Regions from separate parts of the Homo sapiens genome. Here region 1 is linked to region 2. A link is a loop called in an ENCODE intact Hi-C map of the cell type or tissue named here. Cell type or tissue: GM12878. All regions are shown on one strand. Each heading gives the region's core, and the rest is flanking DNA. Links, peaks and the distances in the headings are about the cores only. Region 1 overlaps RALY (RALY heterogeneous nuclear ribonucleoprotein). Region 2 has its middle 77 kb from the start of RALY.

Region 1 (15,532 bases), core at 3,205-11,204, 110 kb after region 2:
CTGCGGGTAAACGTGACAGTTAAAGTGGTGGATTATGTATATGTATTATAATTTAGAAATTCCATTTTATAATTTTACTATTCCAAGGTGAAATAATGCATTTAAATTTGGGATTTGGGTGGAGTATTATGTTTAACTGGAGTTGTTGTCAAGTATGAATCCCTCAGGGAAAAAAAATTCTGTTTTAAAAAGCAGTCTGATTCTTAGCTCTTGAAACTATTGTTACTTAAATTTCCAATAATTAAAAATTAAAAATTTTAAAATTAGAATTGCCAATACTTTGACCTTTGAGAAGGGTTTCTTAGAAATACATTTAGTAATGTCCCCAAGACATTAGTCTTACATTTAAACTTTTTTCTTTAAAACATGGTATTGGTTGTTAACCTTTACACAGTTCTGAGTACTGTTAATATCTGGAAAGTATCTTGAGATATCAGTGGAAAGCTAAACAGTCTAAATTTAACATGAAATACTTCTTTATGATTCAGAAAATAAAATCAGATTTTTTCAAAGTCAAAAAAAGAAATGTGACAAAGTGCTCTGGAAATTTACTGGAATTCTTGAGAGAGAACTAACTGGAAGAAATCTTGGAAGCTTCTAGAAGCTGGTAGCATTTGAGCTTGTCCTTAAAGATTCAGGAGTTCAGTTGGCAGAGATGGTGGGAAGAACATTCTAGATGGAAGGAATGGTAGGAGTAAAAGTAATGAGGAAGTACGGAAGCCAGGCCCTACCTACTAATCCACCTGTCCCCCTTATTCAGAATTTCTGCCAAATGTGTGCTAAATCTCTGTGGGCCAGCCTAAAGGATATTTACTTTTCTTCCTATTCTTTCCTTCCCTTCTTCCTACCTCTTTTGTCCTTTTTGCCTTTTATTTTTTGTTTCTTCTCAATATTTCCCCCTTTTTTTTTAAATCTCCCCCTTTCTCCAGTCCTTCATAAAAAAACAAAAAAGCAAAAAACTTTATTTACCTTTCTCTACCTACTTCTTTTTTGCACTTTTCCTAGGTAACCCAAGAAATCCAAGTCTTTGGGTGGAGATGTGAATCAGCCATACAATGTTTAACTCCAAATAACACCTCCCCTTGTGAAGCTGAGAAGTAATTGAGGCATAATTGCTTCTCATCTGTCTCTTGTGTTTTATTGGCATAGACTTTTTTTTTTTTAACCTCCCACAGTGCTGGGGGTGTCATTATCATTTTATTTTTCGTAGTTGTCAAAATGTCAATTTTAATGAGAAATTTCTGCAGATAGGTTTGCCCTTGAGTGGTAGGAGCCTTCAGGCAAAGCCAGGGCTAGATGAGTCAGGAATGTTCATGGATCTGTTTTCTCATGCATACAGGTGTATAGGCCACACAGAGGCAGACACCTACTTTTCCCCATCCCTACAGGCTCAATGCTTTGCAACATGTGCACACACACACACACACACAATTGATGTGCATGTATGTCCTCTCTTCTATACACAAAGTATCTCCCTTACACTTTCAAGCCATCTATTCCTCCTCCTCCCGTATGTGCACACATTTACCCTCTTACACCCCTGTCCCACTGTCTTCTACCCAGATACCCAGAATTGTGTGTGCTACCAAAGTATCTGCAAGCCTAACTCAGACACCACACTGTTCACTCCCTTACATCTGCGCACAAGTCCTCCCCTCCACACATGCCCACATAATCTCTGCCCGTGCCAGATGCCACACACCGAGTACCACAGCATCCTCCACATTTCTTTATACCCAGGTGCTGTCACCACCACCCCTTAGGTTTCTGTATCTTCATAACAGACATTTTAGTTTCAGACTAGTTTTGAAAGGAAATGTTCTTTGCTGACAGCCAAGCTAGCAGACTGTTAGGAAGTTGGAACCATTTATGATAGATCCTTTGGATTCAGGCCGCTAGTATAATGATGGGGGTAGGGGAGGACTGGATCAGACAATAGTGGGCTACCTCTGAATGTTACTGTTTATGACCCAAGGTGAGTTTGAACCTGAGTTCACTGCTATTGGAAGGTGATCCCCATACTTAGCACAAGAAAGCCAAAGCTACTGCATGTGTTCCAAATCAGAATCTCTGGGGTCAGGCATAGAAACTGATGTTTTTAATGAATTCCTTGAGTCCTTCTGTTGTGTAGCCAGGTTGGGAAACACTTATCTAGAGAAAGAACTAGAAGTAAAAAGATATGCATTATCTTCTGATACCACCTTGGACAAGTTTCTTTTCTGGACATCAGCTTTCTCCACTGAAATATTAAAAACCTATACTCATAAAGGACCCTTTCAGTTCTAAAATTTCATGCTGCTTTATGATGAGTTTAGTCTGGGATCTTTTTCTACCTCATAGTGTCCGTTCTCTGGGTCTGCCTGGGGCGGGGCATTTTAGGGCATTTGGCCAGAGGCCAGCGAGGCAGCCCAGGCCCTGACCTTCTGCCAGAAGCACTGACACAGCTCCTAATTAGAAATGGATCAATATGGGCCTGTAGCCAGGCCTGGGGAGCCTGGGAGGAGGCTGGAGCAGTGCTCCTAGGTAGGGAGAATGATTACCGTGAAATGGATCTGGTTACACTTGTCAATACAACAGTTCTGCTGGTGTAGCCCACCTCCCCTGGGGACCAGCAGGCAGGGCTACCCTGAACAAACGGGGAAATGGTTAACTTGTATCCCTATTTGATGTGTTTTCCTCACCTTTATAAACTCTTACCTAATGTGATGCTAGGTACATCGTATAGGCCCCCTCTTCAGATGGAAAAATCACTTATTGAATACCTACTAAGTGTTAAATACTGAGCCTCATTGTGTTTATTTCTCCTTGCAACCTACTGGCATAGGAAGGAAAGGAAACTGAAGCTCAGAAAAGTCAAAATGAAGTGACTTGGCTGCCCATTGTCATATAGCATAATCTCTATTGTACTATGCTATTAATACATTTCTGAGCATTTGCAACACCGATTCCAATCTGATGAACTGTTTTCTACCAGGGCCCTCTCTTACTTACCCTTCTACAGACTGAACGGGAGCTCAGGCTGTCTCCCTGGAGCTGTTCAAAGACTGGAGGAAATTCTTTAAAACCTGTGGTAAGGCAGGTGCAGGGGGTGGAGAGGGATGCTCTGCTTGCTTTTACTTTCTCTTGCTTTCTCATCTCCTTTCCAAGTTCCCTAAGGGGTGAGCAGGCTCTAATGGGAGAGATCAATCATCATTTGGGATCAATGGGAAGGTTTTCTCCTCTACGGAGTGCAGAGTCAGGTTTCTGAACTGGCCTTGTGCAAGGAGAGGGAAGGGATTCATAACTGGATGCATTGGAGAACCTGCAGGCTTAACATGCTCAGCAGCCAGTGTGGTCAGACCAAATTCCTCCTATAGTTGGTCATTCAACAGATACTTGTTGAGTGTCTCCTGTGTGTCAGGGCTTGTGCTAGTGCTAGGGATTCTTAGATGACCTCACAATCTAGCATCAGAGTCAGACAAAGATACAAACCACAGTATAATGTATGTTCCTTGATAGAAGAGTTTATAAGGAATTCTGAGATTCCAAAGGCATGAATGGGGGTTCTCCTAGGGGATGTAATTATGATCTGTGTTTTGAAGGAAGAATGAAGGGTAAGAGTTAAGCCAGGAAGGGCACTCCAGACCAGGGAACCAGCACAAACAAAAGCATAAAGATGTGTCCAGGAATTACTGGTAAAGGGGTGGGCATTAGAGCAGTACCTAACGTGTAGCAAAACAGATGGACTGCTCTGAGCCCTTATCCTTTGCCAGATTTAAGGTTGTAGTAGTAGCCATTGGATGGCAGTAATGCAGGTGCAGCAGGTAGGGAGGAGAAGATTGATTTATTAGCAAGTACCAACTGAAACTTATTTCTAGACTTCTGTGGGGGAGAAGGGAGGAAGCCTGAAGAGCAGCAGTCCTCTGTCCTCTGGGCCAGACCTGCAGAGGTGTTGTGGTTCTTGGCATTGGTTTGAAAGTTCGTCTGGCCCAGGCAAATAACCTTGCTTCTCTCATGGCAAAATCTTCTGCTTCACACAGCCTGCCCCTCCTTTCTGTGTTCTTTTACAGAAAGAAATTAATGGAATCTGTTCAAAATACCCCTGAAATGAAATTACATTTTTAACTCTAATTACCCTAATTAAAACTTGACAGCCGTAATCCTGGAATGGAAGATATGCTAAGTACCCCTTGCCTGTGACAAGCTCACTTACCCAGATGGAATGTTGTTCTGTTCTGGGTTTAGAAGAAAATTTCTTTTGGTGTTTGTTTTGTTTTTTCCATTAGCAATTTAGTCTTCCACCCCACAAATGCCCCAAGGTAGGATAGCTGTACTTGTGGACTACAGGTTTGCCCAGGACCCCTAATCTCAATAGAGGTTCCTTTGCATCCGGAGATGGAGCTCCTAATGATCCTTACTACATACCTTTGAGTTTTTTCTTCAGTTGAGGTTGAACTGCAGCCTTTCCCTCAGTGAAATCACCTGCCTTGGGGAACCAAGGATCTGTACTTGTTAGAAGGCTGTCTTCTGGTCTAGGGCTAAATACGGATTGGGGGTCAGTTTAGGGCTAGTATTTAGGATACAGTTTGAGCCCAGGGACAAGGAGGTCTAAAAATAGGATCCCTCGGCCGGGCGCAGTGGCTCACGCCTGTAATCCCACCACTTCAGGAGGTCGAGGCGGGTGGATCACTTGAGGTCAGGAGTTCAAGAGCAGCCTGGCCAAGTTGGTGAAACCCTGTCTTTACTAAAAATATTTTAAAAATTAGCCAGGCCTGGTGGTGGGCACCTGTAATCCCGGCTACTCGGGAGACTAAGGCAGGAGAATTGCTTGAACCCGAGAGGTGGAGGTTGCAGTGAGTCGAGATCATGCATCTTGCACTCCAGCCTGGGCGACACAGCGAGACTCTGTCTCAAAAGAAAAAAAAAAAGGATCCTTCTGCTCTTCACATAGCTCCAGTTCCTTTAACTCAGCACAGGTGAGAGCAACCTAGTGAGATGCCTGGTCTTGGCCTCTGCTTTAAGTGGTTACCTGGCCAGACCCGAAAACATGATGGGATGGGAGGTAGGGGCAAGCCCATAAAGCAGACTGAAGGATTCTTTGATGCTGTGGGTCGTCTCACATTTCTGCTAGAACCGAAGATCCCCATGTTCTAGTAATCTACTCAGCTTAGAAGCCTGTTCAGTAGGCAGACACTGGGTGCTCTGTTAGGTACTGCAAGGGACACAGAGTTGAGTAAGACACAGTCCCTGCTCTTGAGAAACTTAGAATTCTGGGGGAGTGGGGAGGTAGTGGTGGGTGAGGGACAACCATACACATACAAATTATGTAAGACAGAGCAAGCTTTATTCGGTAGATAGGAAGCTTGGCCGGGCGCGGTGGCTCACGCCTGTAATCCCAGCACTTTGGGAGGCCGAGGCGGGCGGATCACGAGGTCAGGAGATCGAGACCATCCCGGCTAAAACGGTGAAACCCCGTCTCTACTAAAAATACAAAAAATTAGCCGGGCGTAGTGGTGGGCGCCTGTAGTCCCAGCTACTTGGGAGGCTGAGGCAGGAGAATGGCGTGAACCCGGGAGGCGGAGCTTGCAGTGAGCCGAGATCCCGCCACTGCATTCCAGCCTGGGCAACAGAGCAAGACTCTGTCTCAAAAAAAAAGGAAGCTTGAGTGCCCACTGTGTACCAGGTTCTGAAAATAGTGTATAGACATATGAAACACAGTTCCTGTTTTTCAAGAACTCCCAGTAAATTAGATAGGCATGTGAAGGTTCACCGTAACACATGTAAGTGGAGGATGTGCTGGACAGATTACCTGGGAAGGAGGCTAGTCAGGGAACATGAGGAAGGATTAACTCCCATGGGGGTGAGGGGAGGAATCATTGGCAAAGACTTCTCCCAGGTGTTGGCATTTGGACTTGTCTCTGAGTAGATAATATTGGCAAAGGGATGGAGAAAGTCATTGAGGATGTTAGGGAACAGCATGAGGAATGGTAGAAGCTGCCAAATTACAACTCAGTGTGATTGGAGTGCAGTGTGCAGGAAAAGGATGTGGTAGAGGATGAATAAGGGTAGAGTTTAAACCATCCTGTAGGCAAAGGGGATCCACTGAGGTTACAGGACTGTGGTAGGAATAATGGATTAGTCAACAGGTGATTGGAGACAGATTAGTTAGAACATGTCAGCAAACTGGTGGGGCAAATCTAGCCCATTGCCTCTTTTGTAAAGTTTTACTGGAACACAGCCACACTCATTTGTTCATCCATGATTGCTTTTGCACTACAGTGGCAGAGTTGAATACCACGCAGACTATGGTAGCCCACAAAGCCTAATTACTATCTGATCCTATACAGAAAAAGTTTGCTGACCTGTAAGAAAGAAGGTAGTTATGCAAGTTCTGTAAGAGAAGATAAATGTCAGAACTAGGCCTGAAATGGATTGCAGGTGTTTGAAGAAGGGACATGATTTAGTAGAGAACACCTGTCCTACCTACCGCTCAAAACTATAAAAATCAAATTTGCTGAAAGTCATTGTCTTTTTCTTTTTTTTTTTTAATTAGTTTATTTTTTTTGAGACAGAGTCTCACTCAGTCACCCAGGCTGGAGTGCAGTGGTGCAATCTTGGCTCACTGCAACCTCCGCCTCCGGGGTTCAAGCGATTCTTGTGCCTCAGCTTCCCAAGTAGCTGGGATTACAGGCGTGCACCACCACGCCTGGCTAATTTTTGTATTGTTAGTAGAGATGGGGTTTTGCCATGTTGGCCAGGCTGGTCTTGAACTCCTGACCTCAAGTGATCTACCTGCCTGGACCTCCCAAAGTGCTGGGATTTACAGGCATGAGCCACTGTGCCAGGCTGAAAGTCACCGTCTTAGTCCATTTTGTGCTGCTGTAACAGAATACCATAGACTGAGTCATTTACAAACAATAGAAGTTTGTTTGGCTCATGCTTCTGGAGGCTGGGAAGTCCAAGATCAAGGGGCCGCCCGCATCTGGTGAGGGCCACGTTGCTGCATAAAAACCTGGCAGAAGGCATCACATGGTGAGAGAGAGTGGGAGGGCTGAACTCACTTTTATAATAAACCCACTCTCAAGATAGCAGACACTTTCCTGCAGTAATGACATTAATCCATTCATGAAGGCAGAGCCCTCATGCACTAATGTTGCCTCTCAGAGTCCCCTGTCTCAACATTGTTGCTTTGGGGATTAAGTTTCCAACACATGAGCTTTAGGAGACACATTCAAACCATAGCAGTCATGGCCATAAAAGGATACTTGATACACAGGCAAGTCCTGATTTGCCTTTATTAGCTGCGTGACCTTGGGCCAGTCACTTAACTCAGAAGTTCGGGTGAATATAATAAGTAGAATATGGTGAGTAGAATAAAGAAAAGACTCATCAGTCAGATCTTCCTCAGGAGACGGAACTCTTTTTAAAAAATTTGTTCTTTTAAATTTTTTTATTATTAAAAAAATTTTTTTTAATTTGTTCTTTTAAGTTTTTTTATTATTAAAAAAAAATTTTTTTTTAAATAGAGACGGGTCTTGCTCTGTTGCCCAGGCTGGTCCTCAACTCCTGGCCTCCCAAAGTGATCCTTCCACCTTGGCCTCCCAAAGTGCTGGGATTACAGGCATGAGCCACCACACTCAGCCTTCTCTTTCTTTCCTTTTTTCTTTCTTTCTTTCTTTCTTTTTTTTTTTTTTTAATAAAGACAATGTCTCACTTGGCTGCCCATGCTGGTCTCGAACTCCTGGGCTCAGGTGGTCTCCTGTCTCGGCCTGCCAAACTGCTGGGTTTATAGATGGGAGCCACCATGCACAGCCTGGACAAAGCTCTTATTCTCTTCTCTATACCTTATACCTCACCCCTAGTTTTTAAGTTTGAGGGCCCTCTAGTGGAAAAGACAGATACCGTAGAAAATCTGGATCATAGTATGAGTTGAGAAGTTGGGGATGGGTAGGCAGAAGGTTTTGATCACTCAAAGCAGCTGATGTTGTGGGTGGAGGGGCTTATGATACTTTGAGACACCCTATACCTTTCCCCTCCATAACTGTTGACACTTGTTCTGGCCAGTTTGAACTTGTTTCTGCCCCTCAACTGCCAGAGCACATAAGGCCCCTACGAAACTAAAGGCTGGCTTTATCCCTCAGTCACCTTTACCAAACAGAAACTTTGTAAGTGCCACTTGATGTCCCTATGTGCCTCTCCCTGCCACTCTACTGAGCCTCCTATGCCTCACTTCCTTTTTCCTTCAGCACTGTGCATCTGCCCTGAAGGACGGAAAAAGTACCATCTAGGGAGACCACAGTGGTGAGTTTTAAGCTCATTTCTGCCTTCAGCTTCCTATGTGACCAAAGGCAATTCATTTCATGTCTCTGGCCCTTCTGTAGGCTCCAGTGCAGATTATCTTCAGCCACTTTTTGGGACTTGGGATTTCTTCTCTAAGCCTCCAGCTTCATAGCATAGCATTTTTTCCCCCAAAGTTCCCCTCTCTTTTCAATCTAGAATATTAGTATATGCTCAAAGATCATTTGCTTGAAATTCACTACCTTCACCTGTGAGGAGAGTAGTCGTATCTGTTTTTATTGGTAGAGTTCCAGGAACTGGCAGTCAGTCTGACTGCTAGAGTGGAACAGACCCCGTCAGCAAGGCATGATGTCTCCAGGATGGGCTGTGTAGTTCAGTACAGACAAACTTTTGGCCCTGGGAATCCAAGATACAGTAGAGGAAGAAGGGCCAGGCACTAGTCTAGGCAGTTTACGTAATTTTTTCCCCTCATTTATCTTCACTATTCTGAGGTAGGTGATTTAATCACCATTTTACAAATGTGAGGACTTAAGTTTTAGAGAGTATCATTTGGTAGACAGTGACTGACTCATTGTGGATACAGGAAAACAACTGAATATTTCTTGCTCCCAAGTAGGGAAGAGTGGTAGAAGAGACAGGCAAGTGAACGGTGGTCAAAGCACCAAGGATACCCAGTTTTGGTGGGAGAGCCATGGCTTAAACCTAGGTCTATCTGCTAATTGTTTCTACTATATGCTGCCTTCCTTACAGAGGGGTGGAGAGAGCAGCAAACCCAAGTGGACATCCAGGCTGGCAAGCAGTCTCTGGACAATGGCCATTGGTGGGGAGGCCTGTCCTTGGATTTTGAGTTGGGCTTTAGTTCGAGGGGGTGGGGGTCTGAAGTCTTAAGCGGGTGACTAAGGCAGGGGCTCTCATGTGGAGCTAACCCCATTTATAGAATAAAGCACCTAATTTTGTGCACTCTAGAAAGTGAAGCCTTATGGTCAGCACTGATCATATGCTGGAGTATCACAAGAGCCCCACAGTCAGTCTATGGTATAATAGGGCCAGAACCAGTCTCCTTATTCCCAATCAGGCCACCTCTCACCTCACTCAGACTTAATACAGTATAGAATAACTTTGGAGGGGACCTCAGTGTGGAGGCTGGAACTGCAAATTTCAAGCTTACATATCAGTTTTTGAATAGGTATTCAAAAACCAATGACAGGCTGGGTGTGGTGGCTCACGCCTGTAATCCCAGCACTTTGGGAGTCCAAGGCGGGCGGATCACCTGAGATTATCAGGAGTTCGAGACCAGCCTGGCCAACATGGTCTGAGTGAGGTGAGAGGTGGCCTGATTGGGAATAAGGAGACTGGTTCTGGCCCTGCCACTGACTTCCCTCTGTGACTTTGGACAGATTCCCCTCCCTGCTCTGGTCTTACCTCCCTTTTTATAAAATGGTTGAGCCCTTCCAACTCTGGTCTCATCAGGGGCATGAAAGCCATTTTCTACACAGTCTCAGTTGCACAGAGCAGTGTCTGGTCGGAGCTTTGGTGTGTTGGTTACTGATTATAAAGCTTTAGATTCTCACTTCCAGCTCAAGAGGGGGAAGGGGAACCATCCAACTGTCTCATTAGCATGGAGAAAAGAAAACAGTAATTACTCGTGCCTCCCTTGATAATTCCTGCAGGGTTGGATCTTCTAGGGAAGGAGGAGGGGAAAACTAGAGATAGCTTCAGCTGAGAAAGGAGAAATGCTGTTAGCTGCCCAGAAAATGCAGAGGCAAGAATGATTGTCTTGCACATCTGTTGTATTCTGTGGACGTTCCTCCAGGCAGCTTGGAGACTGCCTAGATTGAGTTTCATCTATTTATGGCATGCATTATGTTCTCATACGTGAACATGGGTTGGGCTCAAGACCCCTAATGTCACCTGTCATTAAGAAACCAGCTGTCCTCTAGGGCCTACTTTTTGATACACTGGGCATCCTGACACCTGTCTTTGTTTGGGAGTATGGGAGGGTTTTACTGACCCATTTTGTGTCCTGGCTGCATTTTTTATTATGTTGTGAGGTCATTTTTTTTACCCCCACAGCAACACAGCCAGTAGTTTTATTATGCCTGGGCATAGGCAACCATACAGTAGAGCCAGTCACAAGAGTCAAGGTCAGGTATCCTTGTGAGGGGAGGAGTCTGGGAGAACTGCAAGACCATGGGGTTTAGTAAAGGCTGGGATAAGCAAGCCTTACAGAAGGGTTGAGGCAGTTTTGAGGCTGAGGGGTTAGGGGGAGCTGGAACCCAACTGTCAAATAGATTGGCAAGTTGGCTTGTGGGACAAGGGCTATTTGCCCTGTGCCTTTGCCCTGTGCCAGTCTTTTACTCCCTGTGTGTGGTCGGTTGTGAGCCCTGAAGTGCTGACTCTAGCAGAAATGCGTTGGAGGCTGCCTTCAGGGGAGCCCTGCCTGAGGGAGCCTGGAGCCATTAGGCTGAGATTATCTCCCGTGGCTGCTCACTGGTGCCTTGGTTGCCACCCCAGAGGCCTAGAGAACGCAGCTTCCCTTTCTCTTCCTCTCTCCTGAGGAAGATAACCCTTCAGCAACACGTCTCTCTCTCTCTCTCTTTTTTTTTTTTAAGACAATCTCAGTCTGTTGCCCAGGCTGGAGTGCAGTAGTGCAAACACAGCTCACTGCATCCTCCGCTGCCCGGGTTCAAGTTTTTCTGCCTCAGCCTCTGGAGTAGCTGGGACTACAGGCATGCACCACCACACCACACCCAGCTAATTTTTGTATTTTTAGTAGAGACGGAGTTTAGCCGTGTTAGCTAGGCTGGTGTCGAACTCCTGACCTCAGGTGATCCGCCCACCTCAGCTTCCCAAAGTGCTGGGATAACAGGCGTGAGCCACCTCACCTGGCCCAACACCTTTCGGTCAGTCTTCCTGCAGGCCCTGGAGCTTGCTTATTCTAAACAACAAGAGTTCTGTAGGGACATGCTATTTTAAAAAAAAAAAAAAAAATTGTTTTACAAATGTAGGAGATTATTTCCTCTGTTAAAATCGTCTTCGGTCCCCAGGGAATGCTCCCTTTCTCTTGTCCCAGACCGTTTGCTTGATTCCCCACCCTTTGATGTCCACACCCAGGCTTCCCATAATTTTCACTCTTCATTCACTTCCTGGCTCCTTTCCCTAGCTTCCAGCAGTAGATTCCTGGTTGTTTTTTTTTTTTTTTTTTTTTTGTGGGGGGTGGGGATAAGGAAGGTTTTTCAACAAAGCTTTCATGATGGGGAGCTACTGGAGAAAGGTCCAGAGGATGTCAGTAACCCCTTAGCCACAAGGAACGATATACTCCCAAGGCTTGTTAGCCTGGAGTAATGCTGGTAGAGGAGGAAGCTGTGACAAGAGGAAGAACCTGCTTGTCTTCTGACCTCTGCAGGCTTCAGCTTAAACCTGGCAGAGGTTGGGCTGGGGCAGGGCAATAGTGAGGGCTGAGGGTTGGAGCCCTGAGCAACTTGTCGATAAGTGTTTCACTTTACCTCCTATTGACACATTTAGTTTGGAGTTTGGACAAGCAAACTCCCTTCATTTAACATTTACAAAGAGGAATTCCTGCTGCTTCTCTTTTAAATAAAAGTCCTTGGTTCTGGTATCGGAAGGAAAAAGATCTTTTCCAAAGTCTAGACCTCAGACATTTTATTTATTTATTTATTTATTTATTTATTTATTTATTTATTTATTGAGGCGGAGTCTCGCTCTGTCGCCCATGCTGGAGTGCAGTGGCGTGTTCTCGGCTCACTGCAAGCTCCGCCTCCCGGGTTCACGCCATTCTCCTGCCTCAGCCTCCTGAGTAGCTGGGACTACAGGCGCCCGCCAGCCATGCCCAGCTAATTTTTTTTTTTTTGTATTTTTAGTAGAGACGGGGTTTCACCGTGTTAGCCAGGATGGTCTCTATCTCCTGATCTCGTGATCCGCCCGCCTTGGCCTCTAAACCTGAGACATTTTAAACCTGCTCAGGTGTCTCCTTCCTTACCTGTTCTCCCTTCACCCCTTTCCCATCCTCTTTTCTCTGCTCCCTGCCTTTGCACTCCTTACATCTCCCTTGACTTGTGAAAACAAGAATGGGAAAAGGACACCTTAAGCCAACAGATTAGTAGATATTCGGTTGATATTCATACTGGGGCTGAGACTCTGAATATGGAGCTTGAGATTTTGGACTTCTAGTCCTCAGAATAAGAGTTGCCGGGCAGGTTTTGTTTATTCCTTTATTTACTCACAGATACTTAGGCTGACACAGAGCCTGGCAGGTAGTTCGTAAGACCCTAATCCTACATGACCCAAGACCCATATGACAGTTCATAAGACCCTAATCCTGCCATAAGGTCACAATCTTACGGAGAAGACATAGCAGCAGTGAGCACACAACCCCCACTCCCTCCACATCCCCCGTTCAATGATTGAATTTTGAGGTTAGAAAGAACTTTAGTTTTTCTGGTCTTCTTTCATGTTGCTGTGTAATAAGTAAGGCAGATCATGAGAGTACACAGGCTCTGGAGTAAAGTAAAGCAGACCTGGGTTCAAATGCTAGCTTTGTTGCTTACTAGCTGTTTGACCTTGAATGGCACACTTAGCCTCACCTGTCTTCAGTTACCTTGGTTGTAAAATGGACATGTCATCACCTACTTCACAGGGTATCATAAGGATTAACAGTTTAACACCCAGCCGTGTGCCTGAGGCATAGTAGCAGCCCATGTCTTTCTGTCACCTTGCATCAAGGCCTGGCTTAAATCTTTGCTTCTTCTGTGAAGCTTCTGAGACAAACCCAGGTCAGACTGATTTGTTTCTTCACTTCCACAATACATAACATTCTTTGAACTGTTAGATCCTGCCTATTATTAGTAATTTTTTGTGGGACATCATAGTCCCATCCTGAATGCCAAGTGCCTAAGGATAAGGACTGTTCTCAATCATCTGTGCATCCTCCATAACCCCTTATTCAGAGCTGTTTACACAGCAAAGCCAACCAGTACAGCTAGTATCAGGAAATATTTTTTGACTAATTAGATAGAAGGTTCATGTATGTACTCTGTTATTCAGCTTACAAGAAGAACCATAAAAGACCTGGCTGGGACTCTCCCATCCTAACTCTGCCCTTTTCCTCACCTGTTACCACATTGATAAAAACATGTGATTATAAAATCCTTGTGTTGGCAGTATAGGAATTCCCATTTTGCAGATGGGGAATCTGAGATGCAGATTAGAACTCAGGTCTCTTATTGGGAGGTAGATCCAGACTAAGTAGGAGGAATAGAAACAGAAATCTTATAACTGGCTGGGCGTGGTGGCTCACACCTGTGATCCCAGCACTTTGGGAGGCCAAGGCAAGCAGATAACTTGAGGTCAGGAGACTAGCCTGGCCAACATGGTGAAACTCCGTCTCCACTAAAAACACAAAAATTAGCCAGACGTGGTGGCACGTGCCTGTAATCCTAGCTACTTGAGTGGCTGAGACAGGAGAATCGCTTGAAACCAGGAGGCGGAGGTTGCAGTGAGCTGAGATTGCACTACTGCACTCCAGCCTGGGCAACAGAGCAAGACCCTATCTTAAAAAAAAAAAAAAAGAAATCTTATAACTGACTAGGTCTCCATTCTTCAGAAGTAGTAGGAATTTCTACAAGGAAGAAGGGGAACAGGGGTACTGTATTCCTGAGGCCTTAGCTGATGGTGAGTGCAGAAATGAATATACCCACAAGCCGGAGATGTTTCAAGAACTTGGCAGATTTGGGAGGCCGAGGCGGGCGGATCATGAGGTCAGGAGATCGAGACCATCCTGGCTAACACGGTGAAACCCCGTCTGTACTAAAAATACAAAAAATTAGCCAGGCGTGGTGGCAGGCACCTGTAGTCCCAGCTACTCAGGAGGCTGAGGCAGGAGAATGGTGTGAACCCGGGAGGCGGAGCTTGCAGTGAGCCTAGATCGTGTCACTGCACTCCAGCATGGGTGACAGAGCGAGAGACTCCATCTCAAAAAAAAAAAAAAAAAAAAAAAAAAAAACATGGCAGAGAGAGTGGCAAGAAAAGGGTTCAGGATTACGTCATAGATTCACTAGGCCTTGAAAATTAAGAAGGGTTTGAATGTGTGTAAATGAAGAAGGGCAATTCCAGTGAGACAACAGTGTGGACCAAAAATATGAGAGCTGGAAAGCCCACGGTAGAAGTAAGGCGGATGATGACCAGATACTGGCATACCTAAGAGCAAGGCTGAGGTGACTGGGAGCCATGACTTTTTTTGAGCAGGGAAGTGTCATTAGGACCATTAGTCTGGCTGTGTGGGTCTAATGGATTGGAATAGGAGGGGTAGGGGAGACTAGTGAAACAGAGACCAGGGAAGAGACTCCTGTAAGTCTGCCTTTGTAATGTCAGTAAGTTTCAAGAAATATGCCAGCAGTGCAAGCAAGAGATAATGTGATCCTGAACCAAGAGGAAGTTGACATAGTAGGGAATAAAGAATTCTTTGAGAGGCCAAGGCAGGTGGATCACCTGAGGTTGGGAGCTTGAGACCAGCCTGACTAACATGAAGAAACCCCGTCTTTACTAAAAATACAAAATTAGCTGGGCATGGTGGCCGGCACCTGTAATCGCAGCTACTCAGGAGACTGAGGCAGGAGAATCGCTTGAACCCGGGGGGCCGGGGGTTGCAGTGAGCCAAGATCGCGCCAGGATATTCCAGCCTGGGTGACAGAGTGAGACTCTGTTGCAAAACATAAAGAAAGGAAGAAAGGAGGGAGGGAGGGAGGAAAGGGAGGGAGGGAGGGAGGGAGGGAGGGAGGGAGATGATTTGGATGTAGAACTCTTAGAGGGGGAGAAAAAAAAAACCCACAAGGATTTGGCAGTTGTGGGAATGGGGAAGAGAGAGAAAGAGGGGTTGAGAGCATGAATATTTGGAGTCTAAGTACCCCGGAGAATGGTTATGCCATTCTCTGAATCATGGAGGCTGGGAAATAGAAGATGAATTGAGTTGGTTGACTTGTTGATTGGAGGTGTCCATTCTTGACTCCCTGGTGCCTCTGCCTTTGTCTTTTGATCCAGAGCTGCAGAGATCCTTTGGTTCCTTGTGCTTGCTGCTTTGTTCCAGACCTGGAGGCCCCCCGCACCCTCAATCCCTTCACTCATGACTTGGAGCAACTTTCATTCCCTCTGAAATAAAACAGTGCTTAGGCCAGTACCTAGTCTGTTTCCAACTGTGCGGTAAATGCCTATTAAATGGCCGTTGTTATTATAGCTTTGA
Region 2 (15,532 bases), core at 2,436-10,435:
GCTAGCTCATGCTTGGGAGGGCCTGGACCAGCATCCTTGCATGCCCTAAATCAACAATGCTCCAGACTTGCAGGTGGTCTGATTTTCAATAGGAAAGTATAACCTATTTTTTATTTTTTACATTTAAAAATTATTTTTAAACTTACTTGGAGATAGTAAGAGTCACTTTTTTTTTTTTTTTGAGACAGGATCTTGCTCTGTTGTCCAGGCTGGAGTGCAATGGCGTGATCACAGCTCACTGCAGCCTTAAGCAATGCTTCCACCTTAGCCTCCTGAGTAGCTGGAGTACCGATGCACACCACCATGCCCGACTAATTTATTTTTTTGTAGCGAAGCAGTCTCATTATTTTGCCCAGGGTGGTCTCGAACTCCTGGGCTCTAGAGATCCCAATCCTCCCACCTCAGCCTCCCAAAATGTTGGGATTAAAGGCAAGAGCCACTTCATGCAGCGGAGAGTCACTCTTTTTGGTGTGTAGTTCTAGGAGTCTTGAAAAATGCATAGAATCAGAAACCACAATCACAATCAAGATATAGAAGCAGATTCTGTCATGTGGCCAGGGCCCTCTGTAACCAAACCTTCCCTTCACCCTGATCCCCTGGCAACCACTGATCTGTTCTTCATCACCATAGTTGTGCCTTTTCCAGAATGCCATATAAATGAAATCACACAGTAGCTTTGGCTTCTTTTAGGTAACACGATACCTTTGAGATTCATCCACATTTTTGCACGTATCCATTGCTGGTCCTTGTGGACGTTTTCAGTAATCAAAATGGAGTCACTTATGTTGACCCCGAACAAAATGGAGCCCATGGGCCTTGAAGGAAGGGCTCTCGTGCACATATGCCTATGACTGGAATGATTGTAAGGACTCTCTGAAAACCACAACAATTTCAAAAATTTCAGATAAGCCTCTTGCACAAGAACACTTGACTAACAATGGCTGCCTTCACCAATGAGTGGATGCCAACTATTGCAGGAGGCCCCTGTAACCAATGGTCCTTGTTTCAAAGCAGCTTTTGTGAACTTTTCCTTTTGTCTATAAAAGGAAACTCCTTTGGATATGCCTGTGGTTCACCAGAGCATGCATATCGCTCCTGCTATTCCCAAATAAACTCTTTGTTTTAAGTAACACAATATATTTGAAGTTTATCCAAGTTTTTGTATGTATCAATTGCTTGTCCTGGAGGGCAACTGTTCTGGAGAGCAGGTCTCTCTCCTGTTTACTTAAGGTAGACATCCTTTTTTTTATTGCTGAATAGGGTTACATTGTATAGCTCGACTACAGTTTAACCATTCCTCAATGGGGAAACATTTGGGGTTTCCAGTTTTTCATGATTATAATTAAAGCTGATATGAACATTTTCATATGTTTTTTGGTTCAACATAGGCTTTTGTTTCACTTGAGTAAATGCCAAAGAGATTTCTGGGTAGTTTGTTAAGTGTATATTTATCTTTGTAAGGAACTGCCAAGTGTTTTCCGGAGAAGTTGAACTATTTGGCCTTCCCACCAGCAATGTGTGAGAGTTCTTATTGCTTGACATCCTCACCAGTGCTGTACAGTCAGGGTTTGTTTGCTTGTTTGTTTGGGTCTTTTTTTGGAGGGACTGGTTCTTAATTTCTTTCTTTCTTTTTTTTTTTTTTTTTTTTTTTTGAGACAGGGTCTTGCTCTATCGCCCAGGCTGGAGGGCAATGGTGCAATCTCGGCTCACTGTAACCTCCGCCTCCCAGGTTTAAGCAATTCTCCTGCCTCAGCCTCCTGAGTAGCTGGGATTACAGGTATGTGCCACCATGCCTGGCCAATTTCTTTGCATTTTGTTTAGTAGAGATGGGGTTTCACCATGTTGGCCAGGCTGGTCTCAAACTCCTGGCCCCAAGTGATCCACTTGCTTTGGCCTCCCAAAGTGCAGAGATTATAGGCATGAGCGATCATGCGTGGCCTGGTTCTTTATTTCAAAAAGACACTCATCAGTCTTCAGTATCAAAACAGTTGCACTATTGATTTCTTTTTCTCCCAGTTGTCGTCAAAGAGGCATCAAAGGAGAGTACATTGTAAGCCAATAAGCTGCAGTTTGTACGCCTAACAGACCTCCTAGAAACTTTACCAAAAAGTGGGGATTAGGTAGGGAAAGAAACTTTAAAAGATCAGCAACCTGCCAGCCTACAGACTGTGGAGAGCTCTCACAGCCAGAGGGGGTAGCCAGGGTGCCAGAAACCCAAAGAAGCAAAGTTTCAAAATAATATGACATTTAAAAAGTTTTGTACACAAGCTATTCAAGATTTCTCACTGACTGATACAAAGCACAATGACATGGCACTTTTAGAGACAGCAGCTTCAAACCCAGAAAAGGGTGATGAGATGAGTTTCATGTGGCTAAATCAGTGGCAAAAACATAATCTTCTTTCTTTCAAGGAGGCAGGAGAGCAATCAAGTGGTCACCTCAATGTAAGGGGCACATGATCCACTCTGTAAGCGGCTGGGAATGGGGTGGAGATGGGACAGAAATTTGGTCTCAGAGGTCTCACCGTCTTAATTTGGTCACTTCTTTTTTTTTTTTTTTTTTGTCCCAGATGGAGTCTTGCTGTGTCGCCCAGGCTGAAGTGCAGTGGCGCGATCTTGGCTCACTGCAACCTCCGCCTCCCAGGTTCAAGTGATTCTCCTGCCTCAGCCTCCTGAATAGCTGGGACTGCAGACGCCCACCACCATGCCTGGCTAATTTTTGTATTTTTAGTAGAGACAGGGTTTCACCATGTTGGCCAGGCTGGTCTTGAACTCCTGACCTCAAGTGATCCGCCTGCCTCAGCCTCCCAAAGTGCTGGGATTACAGGCGTGAGCCACTGCGCCTGGCTTAATTTGGTCACTTCTAATGAAAAAACAAAAAAGTAAAAATAACTTTGTCCAAAGATATCTTAAAGCTGAAAACCTGAACAGCACATTTTTTGTTGCTGTTGTTTTTGGGCTAACTCCTGGAATCACCTTTCTGGTTTGGCTGGTACTTTGTGCAAAGCTATGATTTCCCAGAGTGGAGTCTTTCCCCGGGCTCTGTTTGGTTCTCAGTAAGGCAGGCTCATACCTTTTTCCCTTTTTTCTAGAGAAAGCAATATACAGTAAGCTAAACAGTCACCTTCCAAAAGGGAGAAAGGGATTAGATTGCTGCTTCAGAGCTGTGGAACTATTTGGAATGTTTTACAAATGGTTGCTATAAAACAACAAAAAAGGTAATTACTAAATGTATACAACACAACATGCTTTTAAAGACATTATGTGTTGCACTCACATTCGCTTAAATGTTGTTCCCAAAGGTGCTCAGCCTCTAGCGCAGCTGGAATCTCTGGGAAGAGGCAGAGACAGTTTGGCAAAAAAGACACGTGGGGGAGGTAGGGGTGGTGAAAGGAGAAAGCAGCCTTCCAGTTAAAGATCAACCCTCAGTTAAAGGGCAGCTTTGGGCAGGCTGGCCTAGTTGGAGTTGGGGTCAGAGGGAGGAGCAGTGGCAAGGTGGGACTGGGGTGCTCTGCATCTCATTCAGTTAAGCAGGTCTGGTCTGGCATCCTTTGTGTACAGAGGTGCTCCTCCTTGGTGCATTTCAGTTTATCTTCCAAGTCATCAATTGTCTCTTCCAGCTTGGCTACCGATCTCTCGGCAAACTCAGCCCGGGTCTCTGCCTCCTTGCGTTTATCAGTAAGAATCTCAGTTGCTTCCTCATATCTGTCTTCTTTTTGAGAGTCCTTTTCTTCGGCAGCACTCAGCCACTTCAGGTTCTGGTCCATCGATCTGATCTGCTCCTCCATCTCTCAGCCACAGGACTCTGCCAGCTCAGGTTGTTCCTCTCTGCGTCCCAAGTTTCCTTCAACAACCACCAACTTATGAGCCGAGCCCCATCTTCATGCTTCCTACCTATCTTCTGCAATGTGCTTAGCTTCTTTGAGTTGGATTTCCTGGAGTTTCATCTTTTTTTTTTTTTTTTTGAGACAGAGTCTCCCTCTGTCACCCACTGGAGTGCAGTGGTGCAATCTCAGCTCACTGCAACCTTTGCCCTCTGGGTTCAAGTGATTCTCCTGCCTCAGCCTCCCGGGTAGCTGGGATTACAGGTGCGCACCACCATACCCGACTAATTTTTGTATTTTTAGTAGTTTTACCGTGTTGGCCAGGCTGGTCTTGAACTCCTGACCTCAGGTGATCCACCCACTTCGGCCTCCCAAAGTGCTAGGATTACAGGCATGAGCCATCGCGCCCAGCCTTTTCTTCATCTTTTAAGGCTCGATTTTCAATAACCTTCCTACCTCTCCCACTCTCAATCAGCAGCTTTTACCACTTCTTCCAGCTTTTGCAGAGCAGTGGCCAGGCACGCCTGAGCACTGTCCAGCTCCTTTTCAACCAGCTGGATCCTATGGTTCAAGGAGGCCACCTTGGCCTCAGCCTGTTCCGGGCCCACCTTGCTCCCTCTACTCCCCGCTGGAGGCGCTTAGCTCTCTCCTCTGCATCATCTGCCTGCTGCTGCTGAACCTGGCTCTTGCGCTTTACTGCCTTGATGGTGGCGATCCCAGCCACGGTGCCCACCCAGCCCCTGCTTGTGCTCCAGGTCCTGCCTCTCCACTCAGCACTGCAGCCGTTTCTCCTACTGTCAGTTTCCCCCCCCCCCACATTCCAATAGGTAGCCTCAGTTTTAAAAAATCAGGTCAGTTGGGTCATGCCATTTCTTTGCTTCCACTTTCCAATGGCTCATATCATGCTTAGAATAAAACCCGAATCCTTATGTGGCCCATAGGGTTGGCCAGCTCCTGACAGTCCCCCTGGCCTCTTCTACTCTCCCACTCCAGCTATCCTGGTATCCGTGCTGTTGCTCAGACATGCCCAGATGCCCCACCTTGAAGCCAGTGACCTTGCGGCTTCCTTATCTTGAATGCTTATTCCTCAGGTTTTCCCATGGGCCACCTCCAGAAAAGGTGGCATCTCAAAGCTATCTCTGCGGAAGGGTCTTTGCTCCCCATCCTGTGGCCTGGTTTTATTTTCTTCACATCTTTCATCAACATGTGAAATTATCTTAGCTATTTATTATTTTTAAAATGTATTGGATCTCATTAAAATGCGTGCTTTAATTGAAGTATAATATTAAGTGTATAGCTCAATGACTTTTTTTTTTTTTGAGAAAGAGAGTTTTGATTCTGTTGCCCAGGCTGAGATGCAATAGTGCAATCTCGGCTCACTGCAACCTCTGCCTCCCAGGATCAAGTGATCATCCTGCCTCAGCCTCCGAAGTAGCTGGAATTACAAGCATGTGCCACCACGCCCGGCTAATTTTTTGTATTTAGTAGAGATGGGGTTTCACCATGTTGTCAGTCTGGTTTCGAACTCCTGACATCAGGTGATCCACCTGCCTTGGCCTCCCAAAGTGCTAGGATTACAGGCGTGAGCCACCGCACCTGGCCTCTATGACTTTTTACACATGTGTGCTTGTAACCGTTCCCCATATCTGGACATAGAAGGTTCCCAGACACCCCAGAAAGCTCCCTCATGTCTCTTCTTCTCAAAGGTAGCCACTATTCTAATTTCTATTTGGTTTCTGTCATAGATGAGTTTTGCCTGCCTTTGAGCTTCATGTAAGTGGAATCGTGTAATTTGGACACTTTTTGCCTAAATTCTTTCATTCATCATTGTCTGTGAGATACAGCCACATTTTTGCATGTGGATAAATGCAACAGCAGTTTGTTCTTTTTATATTGCTGTTGCATGGAGTACTGCATAGCAATACCCCATTGCACAGCAGTGTTCCATTGTGTCAGTATAACACAATTCATTTATTCATTCTTCTGCTGGCCGACCATGGGTTGCTTCTGACTGGTTGCTGTTGAATAACACCGCTGTGAACATTTTTACACGTCTTTCCATGGAGAGATGCACTCATTTATTTTGGATATATGCCTGAGAGTAGAATTGCTAGATCATCGAGTAGGCATATGTTTATCAGCTATTTATTCTTTTACTTGTTTATATTTTTTTCTCTTCCTGGACTGTAAGTTCCATGAAGGTAGGAAACAAACTTGTCTTGTTCACTATTGTATTCCCAGTGTGTAGCACAGTGCCCAGCACATAGTAGCTGCTTAATAAATATTTGTTAAGTAAATGAACAAACTTAAGCTACTATCAGCTCCAAGTAAGTTATGACAAAGAACCCAGGACTAGCTACAAATCCTCCTGACATTCGCCCTTCGCAAGCTGATATTTGAGAGCCCAGCTGACTCAGAAGGAGGCAGAGCTGCAGGTGCTGGGTTATTCAGCATCCTGTTATTCTTTGAAGTGGCTCCCCCTCCCTCTCTTGGCCTGCATTGTCACAGCTTGAAATATTCTTTTGATTATGAGAACATTTCCCATTAAGTGTGCATCTCCAGCTTCCCCCCACCCCCCAGTATTTATGAGCTCATAACTCCAGAATCTGTCACAATCAGTGCTGCAAAAGTGTATCTGAATGTAATGAAATAATTTGATGAGAAACGTGGCGGGGAGACAGTTGGAATTTTCTCCTGCCTTACAAACCATCCCCAGGGGACAGGTGTATATAAATCAACACCTCCCTTAATTAAGTAAAACATTTTAGGGAAAAAAACAAATTAATTACCACTTCATGGCACCACCCCAGCCGATTACCCAAATGGTTCACATTCCATAAACCTCACTTGAATTCAGAACTAATTATCACTCTTTTGGTTGGTTTATGCTTCCCAATCTACAAAGATCTGTATTAAAAGTGGGTAGTGTGGTATGGCTTTTTCACTTTACTTTCAGGATGATGTAAGCTGTCAAAAGAATCAAGAATTAAGTCTTAAAAAAAAAAAAGAGCTGAAAATGCAGGGAACGTAGAATGTGGAACATTCAGGGTAGGAAATAAACATCACCTTGGGGTGTTGCTGGGATGGTGGGGAGAAGCCTATAGAGTGCAGGATGTGTGGGGTCTTGTCCTGGCTGAGTCCCTGACTTGCTGTGAAATGTTGGGCATGAACTGGACGTCTCTGGTCTCTTATCTGGGGACCATTGTCCATTACCTGCCTGGCCCCCAGGGGGAGCCCTTGCCTCCTGCCATGTGGTCCCAACAGGGAGTGAGAATCCTGACATCTCTGAGCCTCCATTGTCCAGCCTGGCCTGATGTCTTTCCTAATTATCCTTCCTGCTGGCTCTGGCCTCCCCCTTGCCCTGTGGGCCCGATCAGTTCTCATCTTTGATCCTGCAGGGCCCCGTGGCCAGGGTAGCTGCTAATAGCTTCTCCTATTCCCAGTCCGTTCAGCTGCCTTCTGAGTGGTTCACTCCCCCAGTGGAGCAGGCTGCGCAGGCCTGGCCTTGGCTCTTTTGGACTATGTGTGGGAGTGGGAGTCTCAATGGCATCAAGCACAGTTGGCCTTGGTAGCCCCCTCCAGCTGTAAGCCTTGTAAGTCCAGAGTCCAGTGCTGGCTAAGCCAAGGCCTAACCTTCCCTTGTTTCTGCCACTTGCCCCACTTGAGTGGGTGTGTACATTGTAAGCGCTCAGTCAGTTCTCAGTCACTATCTGAATGTTAACGAAAGACATGGATAACCAGAAAGAAACAATCCAACTCTTTAAAACATTTTTAAGGCATGAATTGCACATAGTACAGTGCATAAGTTATACATGTACAACTCAGTGAATCTTTACTTTGTGTACACCTGTGTAATTCCAACCCAGGTCAAGACACAGGTCATTCCACCTCCCTAAAAGTTTCCCTTCCAGTCAACGCTCCTCAAAAATAACCATTATCCTGACTTCTATCACCATAGATTGGTTTTGTCTGTTCTTGCATTTCATATAAATGGAATCATCTGGTATCTAGCTTTCTGTGTCTGGCTTGTTTTGCCCATTCACTGAGTCTATGAGATTCATTCTTATTGCGGATAGCAGTAATTATTGAACTCTTTTTTAGACTGAAGTTTTAAAAAGTGATTACTTGAGCGATTACTGATTGTTGGTATCTAGCTTGACAGTATGTTGTCCTTTTAAAAAATAACCACATACCAAGATATTTGTGGGCCTAATACTGTCATTACCATATGTACAAAAAGAATAATTTAGCTCCTGTGAGCACTCGAGTACATTCAAATTCCAAATGGAGCAGGGATGAATTTGATTAGGAAGGTGTCTGACTACAGCCCTTCCCTCTTGAGAACCTTCCAGGGCGTTTTCTTATTGCATTAACTCCCATTTGCTGAGTGCTGTGGTTTGAATATTTGTCCCCTGCAAAACTCATGTTGAAATTTAATCACCAATGTGGCAATATTGAGAGGTAGGGCCTTTAAGAGGTGATTGGGTCATGAGGGCTCTGCCCTTATGAATGGATTAATCTATTCATGGATTCATAGGTTAGTGGATTACTGGATTATCATGGGAGTAAAACTGGTGGCTTTATAAGAAGAGGAAGAGAGGGATGAGCGTGGTGGCTTGCATCTGTAATCCCAGCACTTTGAGAGGCCGAGGATAGAGGATTGCTTGAGCCCAGGAGTTTGAGACCAGCCTGGGCAGCATAGTGAGACTTCATCTCTAATTTTTTTAAAAAAGAAGAAGAAGAAGAGGAAGAAAGACTTAAGCTAGCACGCTCAGCCCCCTCACCATGTGTGATGCCCTACACTGCCTTGGGACACTGAAGAGAGTCTCCACCAGCCAGAAGCTTCTCAGTAGATGCAAGCCCTTAACCTTGGGCTACTCAGCTTCCACACTTGTAAGAAGTCAATCCCTTTTCTTTGCAAATTACTCTGTTTCAAGTACTCTGTGATAAGCAAGAGAAAACGAACTAAGACATTGGGTTGCTAGAGAGGTTTAGTATCTTTTCTTAGGGTCATTTATTACCTGTGTAACAGGTAGGTCCTGCTGGGACCCTTTCTGAGGACTCCAGGGAGGGCATGAGGAAGTTGGAGCCTGCTCCCTCCAGGTCATGTGTGAGAGGGTGGGAATAATCTGGGTACACCCTGCAGGTTGTCTCCAAAAGGGTCAGTCACCCCCAAACCCAGGGAACATCAGTGCTGGGGCAGGTGGGGGAAGAATCAGGGTCCACTGTCTCTTGGGCTAGACCCAGGCAATGTCTGTCCCCATGGAACCCTCAGCCCTAATCCCTGCCTTCAGCCCTGAGAGCTTGTTAGCAAGAGGCTCTGATCCAGCAGGTCTGGGGTGGATCCAGGAATCTGATATTTTAAAGCTCCCCAAGTGATTCCAGGGAGTGGTCTGGAGCCAGACTGCTTGCATTTGAATTCCAGCTCTGCCTGTTATCACTGTGACCTCAGCCAAGTAACTTTGCTTCTCTTGCCTTCATTTCCTCATTCGTACAATGGGGATTATAATCGTGCTGGAAGAATAAAATGAATCAATGCATTTATGCTTGAAAAGCACTTAGAAGAGTTCCTGGCACAGAGTAAGCACTCAAAAAGAGTTGGCCACCACCGCCATCATCATCATCATCACCATCCACGGCAGCACCAATGCTTTACCAACGCTTTCACTTTACACACTGAAACTGAGAACCACAGAGGGGTGTGGACATATCCAGAGTCACACAGCAAGACACAGGTGGTACAGGGACCAGAAGCCCAGCTCCCTTTCCCCTTGGGATTGTGTTCTCTCACCCACGTGGCTGGCTAGCCATCCTGCCCAATGTCCCAGTCACATGCTGGGGGACAGGGTGGGGAAGATAGTCTACAGAGTGGGGACTTTCTGAAGGATTATATTAGGTTGGTGCAAAAGTAATCACAGTTTTTGTTTTTGCCATTACTTTTAATGGCAAAAACTGTGATTACTTTTGCACCAACCTAATAGAACTGGAAGTGTTGGCATTTGCCTTTCGCCCACCATAGCAATTCTCTATCCTCCTCCTCACCCTTGAAGGGACCAGCCAGGCCCTCTTTCCCACTTTTGGAGTAAGAGGACGGGAATGACTTGAGTCACCTCTAGATTTCTAAAGTTAGGACAAATATCATATCGCCAATGATCAAATACCACCAATTCTACCTCCACAATGTCTTTTGTATCCAAGACCTCTGCCATACCTGAGGCCTGGCCGCCATCATCGCATGCACCTGGGCGGCTGCACCAGCCCCTCCCTGGCCTCCCTGCTGCCAATCTGGCTGCTTCAATTCACTCTACATACCACCCTCCTCACCACCCCTTGGAGGGATTGTTTAAACCCCCACCCCCCCTGCTATGTATGAGTGGATAAAAATGTGATATCTACATACAATGGAACATTATTCAGCCTTTTATTTTATTTTATTTTATTTTATTTTATTTTATTTTATTTGAGGCAGGGTCTTACTCTGACACCCAGGCTGGAGTGCAGTGGCATGATCCCAGCTCATTATAGCCTCAACCTCCTGGGCTGAGGTGGTCCTCCCACCTCAGCCTCCCGAGTAGCTGGGACTACAGGCATGCACCACCAAGCCCAACTAATTTTTTTTTTGTATTTTTTTGTAGAGACAGGGTTTTACCATATTGCTTAGGCTGGTCTCGAACTCCTGGGCTCAAGAAATCCTCCTAAAGTGCTGGAATTATAGGCATGAGCCCTCACACCTGGCCTCCTTTTTTTTTTTTTTTTTTAGTCAGGGTCTCACTCTGGCACCCAGACTGGTGTATAGTGGTGCAATCATAGCTCACTGCAGCCTCGACCTCCTGGGTTCAAATGATCCCCCCACCTCAGCCTCCCAAGTAGCTGGCACCACAGGTATGCACCACCACACCCAGCTAATTTTTTACTTTTTTGTAGAGATGGGGGTCTCACTATGTTGCCTAGGCTTGTCTCAAGCTCGAGACCTCAAATGATCCTTCTGCCTCAGCTTCCCAAAGTGCTAGGATTATAGGTGTGAGCTCATGCCTGACTATTCAGCCTGTAAAAAGAAAGAAATCCTGTCTTATGCCACAAGATGGATGAACCTTGAGGATATCACGCTAAGTGAATAAGCCAGCCACCTACATGAGGGACCTAAAGTAGTCGAACTCCTAGAAACAGAAAACAGAATGGTGGCTGCCCAGGACAGGGGAAACGGGAAGTTGTTCAAGGGGGAGAGAGTTTTAGTTTCGCAAGATGAAAAAGTTGTAGAGATCTGTTGCGCAAAAAGGTAAATACACTTAATGCTACTGAACCATACACTAAAAAATGGTTAAGATGGTAAATTTTATATGTTTTTTTCTTTTCTATTTTTTTTTTTTTTTTGCATTTTTAGCAGAGGTGAGGTTTCACCATGTTGGTCAGGCTGTCTTGAACTCCTGACCTCAGGTGATCCACCTGCCTTGGCCTCCCAAAGTTCTGCGATTACAGATGTAAGCCACCATGCCCAGCCTGTTTTTTTTTTTTTGTTGTTGTTGTTGTTTGTTTGTTTGTTTTTTGAGACAGAGTCTGGCTCTGTCACCCTGGCTGGAGTGCAGTCACAGGATCTTGGCTCACTGCAACCTCCACCTCCCAGGTGCAAGCGATTCTCATGCCTCAGCCTACCCAGTAGCTGGTATTACAGGCGTGCACCACCACGCCCGGCTAATTTTTTATATTTTTGGTATAGATGGGGTTTTGCCATGTTGGCCAGACTGGTCTCAAACTCCTGACCTCAGGTGATCCGCCCGCCTCAGCCTCCCAAAGTTCTGGGATTACAGGTGTGAGCCACTGTGCCCGGCCTGTTATATGTTTTTTACCACAATTAAAAAAAAAAAAAAACACCTCCAAGTCTCCCCATCACCTTTAGGGCGAACCCAGATCCCTTGCCTAGCTTTGGAGACCTTCTGCACTGTTGCCACCCTCCCACCAGGCACTTCAAGCTACCATGTCCTCAGCCCACAGAGCTCTTCAGCTTTTCCCCGACACGGCTCACATTTGCTCACCAGTGAGTTTCTCCCTGACAGCTTTCCATCTGGAATGTTCTTCCCTCAGCTTGTCAACCTTTTGAAATCCTCATTATCCTTCAAGAACCAGCTCAAATATATCCTCCTCTGTGAAACCTTCTTTTAACCCTCTCCTTCAGGAAGAATTAATGCCCAGAGTGTGTGCCCCTGCTTTTTTTTTCTTTTTGAGACAGGGTCTCACTCTGTTGCCCAGGCTGGAGGGCAGTGGTGTGATCACGGCTCACTGCAGCCTCAATCTCCAGGGCTCAAGTGATTCTCCCACCTCAGCTTCCCCAGAAGCTGGGACTACAGGAGTGCACCATCATGCTCGGCACATTTTTGTAAATTTTTTGGTATAGATGGGGCTTTGCCATGGTGTCCAGGCTGGTCTCAAACTCCTGGGCTCAAGAGATCTGTCCACCTCTGTCTCCCAAAGTGCTGGGATTATATGTATGAGCCATTGTGTCTGGCCCCCCGTACCTTTTTTTTTTTTGAGACGGAGTCTCGCTCTGTCTCCAGGCTGCAGTGCAGTGGCGATCTTGGCTCACTGCACCCTCTGACTCCCGAGTTCAAGCGATTCTCCTGCCTCAGCCCCGCAAGTAGCTGGGACTATAGGCGCGCAGCACCACACCCAGCTAATTTTTGTATTTTTAGTAGAGACAGGGTTTCACCATGTTGGCCATGATGGTCTCGATCTCTTGACCTCATGATCTAGCCACCACGGCCTTCCAAAGTGCTGGTATTATAGGCGTGAGCCACTGCGCCCAGCCCCTATAACTGTTCACATCACCACCACCACCACCACCACTGCCTCAGCTACCATTGAATGGGGGCTTTCTACACACTGAGTACCAGGCCAAACAAGCTGTATGCATCAGTGGCTCAGTTAATCTTCATGAAAACCCACACCGTCCTCATTTTACAGACGAGAAAACTGAGACTCAGATAGGGAATGTATCATGCCCAAGATCACACAGCTAGTAAGTTGTGGCACTGAGACTTAAATCTTCCTAATTCCAGAGAAAAGCATCTGACAACTCAGTTCTGCTCCCCCACACACCTGAGTAATTGCCTTGTCCGTATAATTATTTGTTTTTCTGCCTGCCCAATTAGGGGAGGGCTGTGCCTTAACCCTTCTGGCTCTGATGCCCCATGCCTGGCCCAGGGCCTGGCACAAAGCAGATGCTCATTTTGTGGGAGTTGTTTTGGACACCTTGGAGTAAATCAGTGCCAGTGCTAGCTCCTCTAATTTCACCACTTCTATTAACCCTCCAGGAATTGGCAGGTTGGTGATCACAAAAGAAACATTCCCCAGCCGATCAATAAATAATAATGTTGGAGAATTTAAAATAAGAATCTGGATTATTAAAGTTACAAATCTTTGGTCTTTATACCTTTAATAAAACATGCGTCTATTAATAATGAATACTGGTTCTGGCCTGCTTAGGCTGAAAGGGAGAAAAAATGACCAGTGAAAAGATGCTAATATTTTTTCTCCTTACTTGTTTTGGCTGCCAAGATGCTGCATCCCTGACAAATGGCTCATCATTTAAAAAGGTTTAAAAAGTTTAACTGCACGAAAGGGAAATTGAAGATGGGTTGTTCAGCCTTGTGGGCCCTCAGTGAGGAGAGATTGTTTCTTCTTGAGACATTCTCTCTCTGGTTTTGGTGGGCCCACCTTCTGCTGGTCCTTCTCCTTGACCTCTGGTTGTCTTTCTCAGGCTCCTCATTTTTTGGTCAAACTCTATCCTGGGTTCCCTCCCCTTCCCTCCCTTTCTCTCCCTTCCCCTCCCCTTCCCTTTCCACTTAACTCCCTTACCCTGAGTGACCTCATCCACTTCTGTGACCACCAGTCATCATCTTTTGCACGAAGGAAGTCACTCAGTAGGAGAGATGATCAGAGCGGTAAACAGGGGGTCAGACCATTTGGGGCCTTATAGGCCAGGGTGAACTTTGGCTTTAACTCCAAGAATCCTGGTGCCACTGGAGGCACAGAGGATGGCATGAAACAAATCTCTTTGGAGGCTGTCATTAAAATAGACTAAAGGGTGACAAGGGCAGAATTAGGAAAACCAGTTAGGAGAATATTGCCGTAATCCAGGCAAGAGGTGATGGTAGTTTGGAATAGAGTGGAAGCAGTGAGGAGCTGAGGTTGGATACAGGATATATTTTATTTTTTTAAATTTTAATAGAGACAGAATCTCACTCTGTCACTCAGGCTGGAGTGCAGTGGCACGATCCTGGCTCACTGCAGCCTTGAACTCCTGGGCTCAAGTGATCCTCCCACCTCAGCCTCCCCAGTAGTTGGGACTACAAGTATGTGCCACCGTCCCCAGCTCCAGGATATATTTTAAAGGTAGAGGTGATAGGATTTGCTGAGGGATTGGAGTGGGGTGTGAAAAAAAAAAGGGAGAGGGTTGTCTCCAGGGTTTTTGGTCTGAGCAACTAAAAGATGAGTGTTTTCATTTTCTGAGATGAGGAGGCCTGTGGGTAGAGAAGCTTTGATGATAAGGAGTTGAGTCTTGGATGTGTGTTGTCTGAGATACCTGTTGGATATCTAAGAAGAGACATCAGATTGACAATTGGACATATGGGTCTAGAGTTCAGGAGAAAGGTCCAGGTTAGAGGTATAAATTTAGGCATCATGATCATAGATGTGGTATTTAAAGTCATGAAGCTAGATGAGATTGCCAGTGGAGGTGTATGGCAGAGTGTGAAAAAGGACTGGACTCATGACTTTCCTATGTTTTAAGGTTGGAGAGATGAGGAAGAATCAACAAAGAAGAATGTGAAGAGGCCAGTGAGCTAGGAGTAAAACTAAGAAAGTAAAGGATCCTAGAAGTCAAACGAAGAAAGAGTTTCAAGAGGGGGAATGTCATTATGTATGTCAAGTACGGAAAATGGGTTAAATAAGGTAAGGACTGAGGACTGACCATTGGATCTAGCAACATGGAGGTCATTGGTGATCTTGATGAGGGCATTTAACCTCACTTTGGGCCACTTGATGGTGAAGGTAAAAAGGAAAGCCAGTAGATTCCATAACTCTCATTATTGTCCAGAAGGAAATCTACCAGTTGTTCAAGACACCCCAACTTGTCCTGGGAGCTTGTCATTTGAGTTCTTCAAAGGAGGCATTGAATAATACAGCTGACTCTTGCACAACACAGGTTTGAACTGCATGGGCCCTCTTATATGTGGATTTTTTTTCTACCAAATGCAGATTGAAAATACAATATTCACAGGATGCCAAGTATGCATATATGCAGGGCTGACTTTTCCTATGCGGGTTCCTCAGGGTTGACTTCAGGACATGAGTTTGTGTGGATTTTGGTGTGCGCAAGGGAGGGAAAGTATCCTGGAACCAATTTCCCACATCTACTGAGGGATGACTGCATAATGAATATTGTCAGCAAGAGTTTTATAGCAGAGCCATAGGTCAACGTTTTACTCCCAGGATATAAGCGGTGCTGTGGGAAGCATGGAGTGGGAGAGATTGTCATGTTGAGTATTTATCACTCCACTGATGCATGGAGTGTTCCATCCAGTTTGAGACTGGGCTCTGCCTCCTGGAGAAGCGACAGCAGCCAGGTGCCACTCTCATGGAGACCAAGAGTTAGTGGCCTATGTGGAGGGCCACAAGGCCGCCCTGTTACACAACTCCAGGCAACACATCTACATC

The links. A loop is a pair of places that touch in the nucleus more often than their neighbours do. Peaks named below come from ENCODE experiments on the same cell type or tissue, not always from the same donor. Only the 100,000 strongest peaks of a DNase experiment are listed, where the experiment ranks them.
Region 1: a loop joins it to region 2, with 2.7 times the contacts of the local background. A loop is called at or near these places in 4 of 110 quality-filtered maps.

The regions. Positions count from the first base shown.
Region 1 is chr20:34,014,436-34,029,967 of GRCh38, forward strand. All of the region lies in intron 1 of RALY (RALY heterogeneous nuclear ribonucleoprotein), which reads left to right. Among named protein-coding and RNA genes, the nearest start is that of MIR4755, 27 kb to the right of the region's middle. RefSeq lists a silencer at 10,628-10,922. In GM12878, for the core only: a CTCF peak has its summit at 7,856 (motif pointing left); a DNase peak (open chromatin) is centred at 8,176; H3K27ac peaks cover 1,301 bases.
Region 2 is chr20:33,908,810-33,924,341 of GRCh38, forward strand. It overlaps the pseudogene TPM3P2. Among named protein-coding and RNA genes, the nearest start is that of RALY, 77 kb to the right of the region's middle. RefSeq lists a silencer at 11,289-11,488. In GM12878, for the core only: CTCF peaks have their summits at 6,308 and 7,050 (motif pointing right); a DNase peak (open chromatin) is centred at 9,560.